4 separate regions of the Homo sapiens genome follow, and all the other regions are linked to region 3. A link is a contact called in ENCODE Hi-C or POLR2A ChIA-PET data. All regions are on one chromosome and are shown on one strand. The core of a region is the stretch at or near the end of the contact, and the rest is flanking DNA. Distances in the headings are between cores, read along the strand shown. Region 1 holds the start of EVL (Enah/Vasp-like). Region 2 holds the start of LINC02914 (long intergenic non-protein coding RNA 2914). Region 3 holds the start of BCL11B (BCL11 transcription factor B). Region 4 has its middle 210 kb from the start of LINC02914.

What was found. Hi-C counts contacts between places; a loop is a spot of excess contacts on that map. ChIA-PET counts read pairs that join two places held with the same protein, here RNA polymerase II (POLR2A). Pooled maps may share reads with other maps.
Region 1: a map of CD8-positive, alpha-beta T cell shows a loop between it and region 3 (5-fold over the local background). The contact joins the promoter of EVL here to the promoter of BCL11B in region 3. A Hi-C loop is called at or near these places in 3 of 168 maps with a recorded cell type or tissue (CD4-positive, alpha-beta T cell, CD8-positive, alpha-beta T cell and naive thymus-derived CD4-positive, alpha-beta T cell) and 11 of 50 pooled maps. POLR2A ChIA-PET finds 5 or more read pairs at or near these places in 3 of 52 experiments (activated CD4-positive, alpha-beta T cell, activated naive CD8-positive, alpha-beta T cell and naive thymus-derived CD4-positive, alpha-beta T cell).
Region 2: a map of naive thymus-derived CD4-positive, alpha-beta T cell shows a loop between it and region 3 (6-fold over the local background). The contact joins the promoter of LINC02914 here to the promoter of BCL11B in region 3. A Hi-C loop is called at or near these places in 2 of 168 maps with a recorded cell type or tissue (both naive thymus-derived CD4-positive, alpha-beta T cell) and 6 of 50 pooled maps. POLR2A ChIA-PET finds 5 or more read pairs at or near these places in 2 of 52 experiments (T-cell and activated CD4-positive, alpha-beta T cell).
Region 4: a loop to region 3 is called in a map of A673, with 7 times the contacts of the local background. The contact joins the enhancer-like site here to the promoter of BCL11B in region 3. A Hi-C loop is called at or near these places in 2 of 168 maps with a recorded cell type or tissue (A673 and mammary epithelial cell) and 3 of 50 pooled maps. POLR2A ChIA-PET finds 5 or more read pairs at or near these places in 1 of 52 experiments (MCF 10A).

Annotation. Positions count from the first base shown.
Region 1 is chr14:100,064,065-100,066,764 of GRCh38, reverse strand. EVL (Enah/Vasp-like) reads right to left here and starts at 1,343. Exons shown (of 14, transcript NM_016337.3): 1 at 1,254-1,343. The coding sequence starts at 1,264. RefSeq lists enhancers at 470-539, 600-679, 1,060-1,199, 1,250-1,329, 1,380-1,469 and 1 more.
Region 2 is chr14:98,710,267-98,712,966 of GRCh38, reverse strand. It overlaps LINC02914 (long intergenic non-protein coding RNA 2914), which reads right to left and starts at 1,354. Exons shown (of 3, transcript NR_161369.1): 1 at 1,181-1,354.
Region 3 is chr14:99,270,914-99,273,613 of GRCh38, reverse strand. It overlaps BCL11B (BCL11 transcription factor B), which reads left to right and starts at 1,417. Exons shown (of 4, transcript NM_138576.4): 1 at 1,417-2,453. The coding sequence starts at 2,396. RefSeq lists a silencer at 1,491-1,570.
Region 4 is chr14:98,497,024-98,499,723 of GRCh38, reverse strand. No RefSeq gene overlaps it. Among named protein-coding and RNA genes, the nearest start is that of LINC02914, 210 kb to the left of the region's middle. Within about 2 kb of position 1,408, at least 2 of the 41 ENCODE cell types and tissues checked have a DNase peak (open chromatin) inside an H3K27ac peak, as active enhancers do; they include A673 and mammary epithelial cell, where a contact is called at or near this core.

The sequences.
Region 1 (2,700 bases), core at 94-2,593, 790 kb before region 3:
TGCCTCATTTACTTTTGATATAATTTTCTGCAATTAGTAATTGACACGGTAGAATAAGCTGCTAGAAGTTTTCACAATGTAATTTACAACTGAAAATGACTTTGGAAGTTGATATGCCTTTGAAATGAAAAGCATTCTGTTTTCTAAAGCTCCACTCACGAGTCCTCTAAAGTTAAAGGAAAGTTACTAAAATGACAGGATCAGAAATAAAGCCAACTGGAAAATAAGCAGCCCTGGACAAGTTCTACCTATCACCACGTCAATTTTAACAACTCACTGCAAGCTGCTTCTGTGCCTGTGTAGCGTGCTGCGAAAACCACCGGATGAGGCCAACCTCGTTAAACCCTGGTTCCATTCCTTCCCCAACCTGCCATGTGACCTTGGACAAACCCCACAACTTTTCAGAGGTTTTCTCAGCTACGAAACAGGAGTGATGACAGCGTTCTCATCAATCTAACACGGCTAAAAGATTCAAATAAGAAAACTGGCGAAATGGCACTTTGGAAATTGTGAAATAATTTTCAAAGTGAGGGATTGTTACTTTATGCTAAAAAACAAAGCTGTCATGAGTCAATCAAACAAATGCCCCAAACCCCACAGGATAAAAGTCTGTCTGTCCTATCATCTATAATCTTTCAGAGTTGTAGGGCAGGGGAGAGGCAGGTCCAAAATGTAATCTCACCTTTAGAGAGAACAATCTCAATGAGGAGTGCGGTTTGTAGACTGGCTGGTATTCACACATGTGCTCAACAGCAATAGCCTAAGTCCACAAGTCTCTCAAGTGGAGGGTCAGGACTCTTGCTATTAAGTTCATGAAGTTCCTATCATAAAAAGAACCCTCTCTGCCTATATTTAGAAAAAACAACCAGTCTCGGGTCATTCTAGAGAGAAGGGCCAGGACTCACCAAATGTACCTCTGAGCTAAACAACAATTCCCCTAGATGGCTCAGACCCTCCTCCCTATAATGAGAGGCAGGTGCTAATTTCTAAGTAAGTCCTTGACTCAGAAGCCATTAAAGGTCACAGGCATCAAGAGACACAGGCCTGTGTAATGGAAAGACCAGCGGCTAGAGAGGGAGCAGACTGTCACTAACCTGCTGTGTAACCTCATGTAAGCCCCCTGCCCTCTGGTCATGGACTTCTCGATCAGTATACTAAGGGGACCTGAGATAATTTCTACAGCCCATTCACCGTTAAGATTCTAGGTTTCCTCTTGACATCCCTCTGTCCCCTGCACTGGTTCCAATACTCACCTTGTGGCCATGGCTGAAAAGTGGCAGCACAGGGAACCCTGAGGAGGCGAGTCCTGTACTCCCACCAGCCTATGTTGATCAGAGGACCACAGACCCTCTGAAGACAGCAACTTGATTTTTATAGCCTACTTAAAACCAAACAGGAAAAGGAAGCTGAACCAGAGACAAAGGGGAAACAAACCCAAGTGAAAAACTGAAACCTAGGTAGAAAATAGAGAAACAAGAAGCTAACACTGCAGAGCCCCACCAGCGTGGGCGGCTGAGAGGCACTGCACAGGCCCAACCCCCCACAGCTGGCAACCTCAAGCCTCTAAGTGCTTCCTGCAAGGGTGCAAGGGTGGGTGAAGCCTGCTGGAGGTAGGGGCCAGGTCATGGTGCTGGCCCCCCACTAACTAGCTCTATAGTCTAAGTCAATGCCACTTAAGATGTCTGAGCTTCAGTTTTCCATCTGTTATAGAAAGTGCAGGCTCAGCACAGATGACTTCCTATAGGCCTTAAGAAAAGGCTACAAGAACTCGGAAGAGTCCCCACTGACTCTCCAGAGAATAGAAGACTAGATGATAAAGGCTATAAGCTGATCAAGTCTTTTTTTCTTTTTTGAGACAGAGTTTCACACTCCTGTCACCCAGGCTGGAGTGCAATGGCACGATCTTGGCTCACCGCCACCACAGCTTCCTGGGTTCAAGCGATTCTCCTGCCTCAGCCTCCTGAGTAGCTGGGATTATAGGCATGTGCCACCATGCCCAGCTAATTTTGTATTTTTAGTAGAGACGGGGTTTCTCCATGTTGGTCAGGCTGGTCACGAACTCCCGACCTCAGGTGATCCGCCTGCCTTGGCCTCCCAAAGTGCTGAGATTACAGGCGTGAGCCACCGCGCCAGGCCACTGATCAAGTCTTCATATTTGACTCTGGAACAAAATTTGTACTTCTACCGAGGAGACAACTCTCTCTAATGATGACATTTAAGTCAGCAATTTAGAGCCTGAAAGGAAAACACTTGAGGAATACTGGAAACTTGGCTTTGTCACTTGTTTATTAAGTGGGTGGCCTCAACTGTAAAATGGGGTTATACTTATTTTGCCTATCTCCACAGGGTTCTCATGAAGGTAAGATCCAGTCCAATCTTTCTTTCAAAATCTACTGAGAACTCACTAAGAAGCATGCACTGTGTTAGAAATCACAGACAAAAAATTGAGAACGACTGTACTTGTCCTTAAAGGACTTTTATGGTTTAGAAAAGAAGAGGTTGATAATGTTAGCAAATATTTAATAGATCCATTAAAATATTATTGATATAGTGAAAAACAGCTGTACAGAGTACAGTACAAAAGAAGTATCAGTTCTAATTGGAGAGATGAATGCACTTTGAATGCTAAAAATGCATTTTAAAAGGCTTTTAATGATATACATTTCCCTTTAAGCACTGTTTTAGTTGCAAACCACAGTT
Region 2 (2,700 bases), core at 105-2,604, 560 kb after region 3:
CAATAAGAATTCCCATAGTAGGCTTTCAACTTACTGATTCTTCAAGTCATTCCTAAGTGTAAAACAAGTTCTTACTTATGACGCATTATTAAATAAAGTGAGCTACTAGGTTGGTGCAAAAGTAATCGTGATTTTGCCATTCTTTTAATGGTGAAAACCACAATTACTTTTGCACCAACCTAATATTTTGGATTGCAATTATTTCAATATACCACTTCATATGATATTTTGAGACTGCCTTTGAGTGAGGTCTATCGCTTGTATTGTGCCTCAGTAAAGCCCCATTTAGAACTCTTCTATAATTCAGTCTTTCAGAAAATCAAGACTCTTTAATAAGTCCCCGATTTGCTCATTCTTGCACATCATAAAGAGGCTTTCATGATCAATGTGTTTTGGAAATATGACTAAACAAAGTAAGGTTAGTGCCTTTATAGCAGGGCCTCTTGCATCCTGTAATGCACGGGTATGTACCTGAGATCTCCATGAGGGTGTTACCATTTGCTGCTTTTACTTTTCCCGAAGTTCTTTTACTCTAGAAAGTACTATCAGGAAGCATCTGACAGCACTGGCATTCACAGAAATCTGTGTCGCCCCCAGTTAATCTTAATTTCTGTCATTGGCACTGTATCTGTGGGGTTTTGCTGCAATGTAAAACGGAATAATGAATATTTGTTATATTTTAGACACTTTATGGATTCCAAAGCATTTATCTCATATGGTTCTTAAAGCCATCTTGAGAGATGGATATGATTACTCCATTGTATTCAAAAAGCAGTGAGAATTTTAGTTTAGAATGGTGCACCAAATAAATACTACAACTTTCCCCCACTTCTCTGAACACATAAGGAAGATAGGAATAATATTAGTAAGCCATACTAATTACATAGCAGGGCCCTGAAACAAGAATGGGCAATCTACAGATACCAGAAATGGAAATATTTCCTGAAAAGGAGGGTGCTTGGGATGGTTACTAGGGGCTGAATCACTAGGGCCCAAGAGGGTGCCGGGAAAAGAGCTGAGAGCCATGCACAAGGCTGTGTCGAGGGTTTCAGGTCCTAGGAGGGGCAGGGGACCACATCTGGCAATCTAGGTGTGGCAAAGGACCGCAAACCTGCAGTGGGGACTGAAAATCTACCCCCCACTCATTTCTAGAGTCTGTATCAGCTCTGTGTCTGCCTACCGAGTGCTGTGGCTGAAGCCCTGGTCCTGGAACTTGAGAAGTGCCTTCTGCATGGGGCAGGGTCTGGAGCCACCATAAGAGTAGGAGCTGTCTGGAAATAAGTTCTTCATGTGGGTTTGGGGCTGAACTTAGACACGTGCAGAACCTGTGTTTACAGCCATGATAATGCATCTTGGGGGTTCCTGGAATTCAAAGAAAGGAAATCACCCAGGGTGGTGATGACCTCACAACTAAGAATTACACAACACTGGAGGAAGACAGAGCCCAAGTGAGACAAACAAAAACACAGCACAGAGGACTATATAACTGGTGAAAAGAAGGGAACTTAGAGAATCTGAAAAGACACGTGAAACATTTTTTAATATCCTGAAAGAAAGGAGAGAAAGCAACCATGGCAGGAGGAAAGAAGGCTCTGGAGGAAAAGAAGTCTTGAAATAATAACAGAAAGTTAGGGAAGGCAGTGATAAATTCCATATATAAAAATACATTTTTTGCGTGGGCGCAGTGGCTCACGCCTGTAATCCCAGCACTTTGGGAGGCCAAGGAGGGCGGATCACGAGGTCAGGAGATCGAGACCATCCTGGCTAACACGGTGAAACCGTGTCTCTACTAAAAATACAAAAAATATTAGCCGGGTTTGGTGGCAGGCACCTGTAGTCCCAGCTACTCGGGAGGCTGAGGCAGAATGGCGTGAACCCAGGAGGCGGAGCTTGCAGTGAGCCGAGATCGCGCCACTGCACTCCAGCCTGGGTGACAGAGCAAGACTCCGTCTCAAAAAAAAAAAAAAAAAAAGAAAAATAAATTTTTGAAAATCACAAAAGTACCTTTAAAGATGTTCTGGACAGATGAAACCTCCAAGACCATAGCAGTACAAAGAGAAAACACATTAGAAAAATTAGGAGACATAGAAGATGGGTGGCCCTGTGACACAAGTTCAGTGGGGTTTCTAGGAAAAGCAAATGAATAGAAGAGAGCACAGGAGACCTCTACAAATGTGCCAATTAGATATTCCAAGAACTGGCTGATGTCGTCTAGAAAAACCTCCAAACATAAAGAGTAAAAAGAAAATTCTACAAGCTATGAGAGAAAATTAAAACACACACACACACATACACAGATACACACAGACACACACAGACACACACACACAGATACACACAGACACACACACATAGATACACACACAGATACAGACACACACATACACACACAAACACACACACACAGACACACACAGATACACACAGACACACACATACACACACACAGATACACACAGAAACACAGCTACACACAGACACACACACAGATACACACAGATACACACAGACACACGCAACATACACAGAAACACACGCACAAACACACACAGATACACACAGACACACACACACATTTTCTGCAAAGGAATGAAAATGAACATTAACATCATTTTCTCATCAGGAATATTAGATGCCAGAAGAATAATTAAGTAATATATTCAAAGAGAAAACAGTTTTCTGTCATAAATACTTTACTCA
Region 3 (2,700 bases), core at 168-2,667:
GGTGAAGCCGCCGGAGCCAGGCCTGGGGGCGGAGTGGGGTGGGTGCAGCTGGACTCGCCCGCGAAGCCTAGCCGGAGCCAGGCCCCGACCCGCCCTGGCCGCCTCCAGAGAAACCCTGAGAAGGGAGAGGAGGCCAGCCGCGTGGCGCGCCCAGCCCTGGAGGCCAGGTCATCAAATTGACAAAGTTGGCCACAGCCTGGGGAATGGGGGGTGTCCACGGGGGCCGTGGTCTGGCCTTGTCCCCGGGCCACGGAGAGGCCCCACAACTCCTCTTGTCCTCGCCGGTTGGAGATCAAACGGCTGACAAGGCAGCTGCGTCCTTCCCAGTCTGACAGGCATTTCCAAGTCCTACCCTGGGCCGAGGAGCGCGGGGGGCGGGGTGTGACTTCCAGGTTGCTGTGATTGTCAGGGGCGCCTCCTGGAGTCACCCACCCGAGTATCTGCGGAGATTTGGCCACACCTACTCCTGGGCTGGCAAGTCCAAGTCCCTCTCCCACGTGGAGCGCCCCGGTCCCTTTACCCTCTCGCTTGCCATAGACCCAGTTTAGGAGGTGGGGTCGTGTTTGACCCCAGGAGTTAATCGGGGTAAGGTGAGGGGAGGGGACAAAGATTTGAGTGAAAATCCTTTTCCAAGTGGGACTCAAACAAGGTCTCAAACACTTCTCACCCCCTCACGTGCTCTTGATTCTGTTGTCTTAGTGTCGTTTATTTTGTCATCCTCACCCTCCCAGAGTCTGTAATACCAGGATTTATATGGAGACACTTTTTGGAAGTTGAACTCCAACATCTACTCCCCTCCCCTCGCCGCCCGCGACCATAAAACAAAAGTAAAAACTACCAAGCGACTTTTCCAGGGAAACGAAGCGATTCTTACTGTCCCCCCAACTCCCATGTCGACCCCAACCCTTTTCCACAGTCCACGCCCCCACCCCCAAAGTCCAAGTCCGAAAGAGCTTTTGGGTGGGTGGAGACTTGCATTGATTCAATTTAGTTCACTCACACAGCACCCCGCCCCCCTTCTCAGGGGGTCCTGCTCCCAGGATGGAGGAGATATAAGGACGATTTTTCTTTTATTTTAAAATAAGCTGCCCAGTGGCCCCCCCCAACCCCCTCCCGCTGTTGCGCAGCCGGGGCTCGGGGGAGATGAGCGCACAAAAACGCGGTTTGCACGTGTGTCCGGCTTGGGCTGCGGGTGTGCGCAACTGGCGACTGTGTGTGTGTGTGTGTGAGTGTGCGCGCGCGCGCGAGTGTGTCTCTGTGTGTGCTTTCTTGTTCTCTTACAGGGTACAATGTTAAAAAGCCACCGCTAGTCGCCCCCAGTGCTCCGACTCTCTGGGTCTTTTTGTCTCTAGTGCAGATTAAACGTCACGTCCGCACTTGAACTTGAATTTTATCCCATTGTACAGAGGCAGCCCCAGCCATAGAGAGACCGAGAGCTCCCAGAGAACCCGGACTCCGCCATCTTCACGTTGCAATCTATAGCTCCCAGTCTGCGCCCGCACCGACCCAGGCGCACTGGGCGAGCCGCCCCTCCGCCCCGCTCCCCCCGGGCCCGCGGCGCCAGGGGAGCGCTGGGGAGCGCTCGCGGGGACTCGGCAGCCCCTCCGGCCGGCGCCAGCCTGCCAGGTGAACTGGGAAGGAGCCTCTCCTGGTGTCCCCCCAGAGCCTCGGAAGGGTCAGTCTCCGAGAAAAAACAAAAACAAAAACAAAAACAGGCAGCCCGCAGAAAACCCAGAAACAACCGAACCGGGGCAGTTTTACATTGCTTTGGGTTTTTTGAGGGGGCGGGGTGAGGGGGTACGAGACAAGTCCCCAAGTTTTCTTTGCTTTTTTTTTTCCTTTGCTTTTTCTTCTTTTATTTTTTTATTTGTTTGCATTTTTTTTCCCCTCCTGGTAGAAGTGCGCTTTCCACCTACCAGACCCTGAAAGAAAGTGTCAGGAGCCGGTGCAAAACCCAGTTTAAGTTCAAGAAGACATTTGCAAGTGCAAGAGGCCAAGCAGTTTGAAGAAGTGTAAGAGATTTTTTTTCCTTCGAAAGAATATATTTTTAAAGAAACCAGCCAGTCCGCGGAAAGCAACAGCAGTTTTTTTTTTTTTTGCCTCTTTTTCTTATTTTAGATCGAGAGGTTTTTCTTGCTTTTCTTCCCTTTTTTTTCTTTTTGCAAACAAAACAAAAAACAGCATAGAAGAAAGAGCAAAATAAAGAAGAAGAAGAGGAGGAAGAGAGGGAAAGAGAGGAAGGGAAAAAAAACACCAACCCGGGCAGAGGAGGAGGTGCGGCGGCGGCGGCGGCGGCGGCAGCGGCGGCAGCGGCGCGGCGGCGGCTCGGACCCCCTCCCCCGGCTCCCCCCATCAGTGCAGCTCTCCGGGCGATGCCAGAATAGATGCCGGGGCAATGTCCCGCCGCAAACAGGGCAACCCGCAGCACTTGTCCCAGAGGGAGCTCATCACCCGTAAGTGTCTGCGGAGTGCGCGCGAGGGGCCGGAGATGGGGCTCCGGGCGTCTGGGGCTGGGGACACCGAGCCCGGAACAGCCGAGCCTGGCCAGGCGCCGGGGCCGCCCGCTGGCTGGCAGAGTCTACGGCGTCGGCCTGGAGCATGGCGGGGGGCGGGGGCCATAGGAAAGTTTCTTTGCAGCCCGGGGAGTTGGGGCGCCGAGCAGCCGGACGCGCCTCGGGCTCGGGGGCCTGCGGAGCCGGC
Region 4 (2,700 bases), core at 159-2,658, 770 kb after region 3:
GACAATACAGATATAGAACATTTCCATCATCACTGAAAGTTCATTTGAACAGCACTGCAGCTAGACTGTAAAGCGTTGCAGCAGAGTGAGGGCTTATTCACATTATGCAGGAAGAATATTTTTCATTGCTTTCCTGACATTGAACTAATACATACACACTGACTAATACATACACACTGAACTAATACATACACCATGTCATACACACTGACATTGAACTAAGGTATTCTCCCATTGCTCTCCAAAGACGCTGAAGTGCAGGCTTTTCCATGAATCTCTTTTGCATGTTCTGGTGATTCTACGCAGCAGAAGTATCTCAAATGGTCCACAAACGCCTCCTGGACTTCATCTTTATTCAAAGTCAAATTAATTCAGACCACTAAGGGTTCTGCAGCATTTTCCTCATGGAAGCCCTTTAATGTAGCTGAACGTTGCATTACAACCTCTGCTTGACATAGGTGTGTTAAGAAATAGGCTTATCTTGTAGAATTGACAGTTGGGGATATCATTGATTCTACTCACAACTCACACCTTTTTATGAGGACATCTTTAATAAATTTATTTTAGACTTGAATTCTTCTGGGTGACTTCTGTTATATATTTCCTATCTGGTTCTCACAACTGATTGTTTTCTTCTTTACTTTAGCTACTAGAGAGCTCAGAGTTAATTTTTTAACTCAACTTTAACAATTATGAAGTACTATCATATGTTTCTGTGAACTAATTTTTCTCTCTGTTTATTTCACTAATCTCCTGTCTGTCTTCCTTCACTTTGCCTTCTTTATCTATTCTTCATCCCATTGTATTATAGGATTTCTTCTTCTCTCCCCTCCCTTCGCCTGCCCGCCCTCCCTCCCTTCTTTCCTTCCTTCCTTCCTTCCTTCCTTCCTTCCTTCCTTCCTTCCTTCCTTCCTCCTTTCATCTTTCTATTTTTTCTACATCTTTCTGTGTCTGTCCTTTTTCTTTTCTTCCTCTCTCCTACCTTTCTGGTATCTGGTTTCAACACCTTGAGATGGAGTACACATAAATAAGTCAGAGGTGGAAGTGCAGGGCGAACAATGGCCCGGCTCACTCCACATCAAATAAAGGCCACTACTTCAGAAGCATGTTGCGTTTGCCCCTGAGGCTGGCCTTGACACGTGACCAGTCCTCACCAGGAAGGGGAAGGCTGGAGACGTGTCTGGGCAATTCAAGCTTCTGGGATCTGAATTGGGATGGCCCCACCTGTCCCCACTTCTGATCATAATCAGGAACATCTAAGCTGAGTCACTTGAGCCTTTGGCCTCTCTCCTTGCAGGGAGTGGCTTTCCCAGAACACCGATGTCCCACCACCCTGCCCTCTCCTTCCAGTGAGTGACAGCCCCAATTATGGGTCAAAACAGGGAGTCATTTGTCTCTCTGGCCTTCCCCATTTCAGGAGGTGATTTACTCCTTGTATCAATTATTCATTTTCCTTGGGGAGGAGGCTTTTATGAGATCTTGGTCAGCAGCACCAAGCTAGCTGGAGGGTGTGTCCTGCCTGAGGGCTGAGCCAGGCAGCTCTGTGCCTCTGGAAAACAGCAAGTCCCAGCCAAATGGAGGCAATGGATTGCAACCCAAATGTGCTTTCAGCATGTCTTGCATTAGGATTTGATTTAATTTTTACCTGATGCTTCACCTATTACAATGAGACATAAAAAGGGAATTTGCAGCTGCCTGCTTATCAGAAAAGATCAACTGTTTCTGTAATTAATATGGAAGATAACAATTTAAAATAATGAAACACCCATAATATGCTTAGGGGAAGCAGCTTGTTGCTATAATTAGAACGAGAATCAAATTGTTCTGATGGCAAACACATCATTTATTGAACTGAAGCTACTCTATGAATGAAAGTAAATAGCACAGCAGGAAAAAAAAGACGAGTAAGAGACATTTCATAAAACTCTGGGTCTGAGAAAGCTATTACAAGCACCAAGGACAGGGCTTAACAGAACCAGACATTCCTGCAGTGCCCCGCGAGTCTCCACCCAAGCTCCTGTGTGTTGTTTGTTCAGTGGCTTTTGAGACCCTTGAGAATTTTCTACAGTACATCTCTGATTATGTCACACCTGTGCTTAAACATCCCCTCACAACATTAAATATAATAAGGTTTATATCTGTAAGCGTGCATGCACACACACACACACACACACACACACACACACACACATCTTCTATGACACCTGTGTAGAACTTTTTACCCAGGGAACTGTTGTTTCCTCCTCAACAAAATTTTGGCTGGGAAGGGAGGATTGAGGAGGTACTTTCAACTTAACACATCATTTTTCACTCTTCTATCTTAAAAAAATCCATCAGTATATATTATTTCATGATTAATAAAGAAGTTGTTATTTCCCACAGATAGCCAACCACGTCAGTCTCCTCTCCTGCCGATGTTCTCCTGTATCTGCTCCAGCTCGCTAGGCTGCAGCTTCCTGGAAAACTCCTTGGATTCATCACTTACCTGTATTTTTAGGACTTTTATTCCTATTCATCACTTGGCCGGCAACTTTCTCCCTCTCCTTTCTTGCCTAGAAGGCTCTGACTTTTCCAAAGAGGCCTGATGCAAATGTTACCTCTTCGCTCTGTCACCCAGGCTGGAGTTCGATGTCACAATCTCTGCTCACTGCAACCTCCACCTCATGGGTCCAAGTGATTCTCCTACCTCAGCCTCCTGAG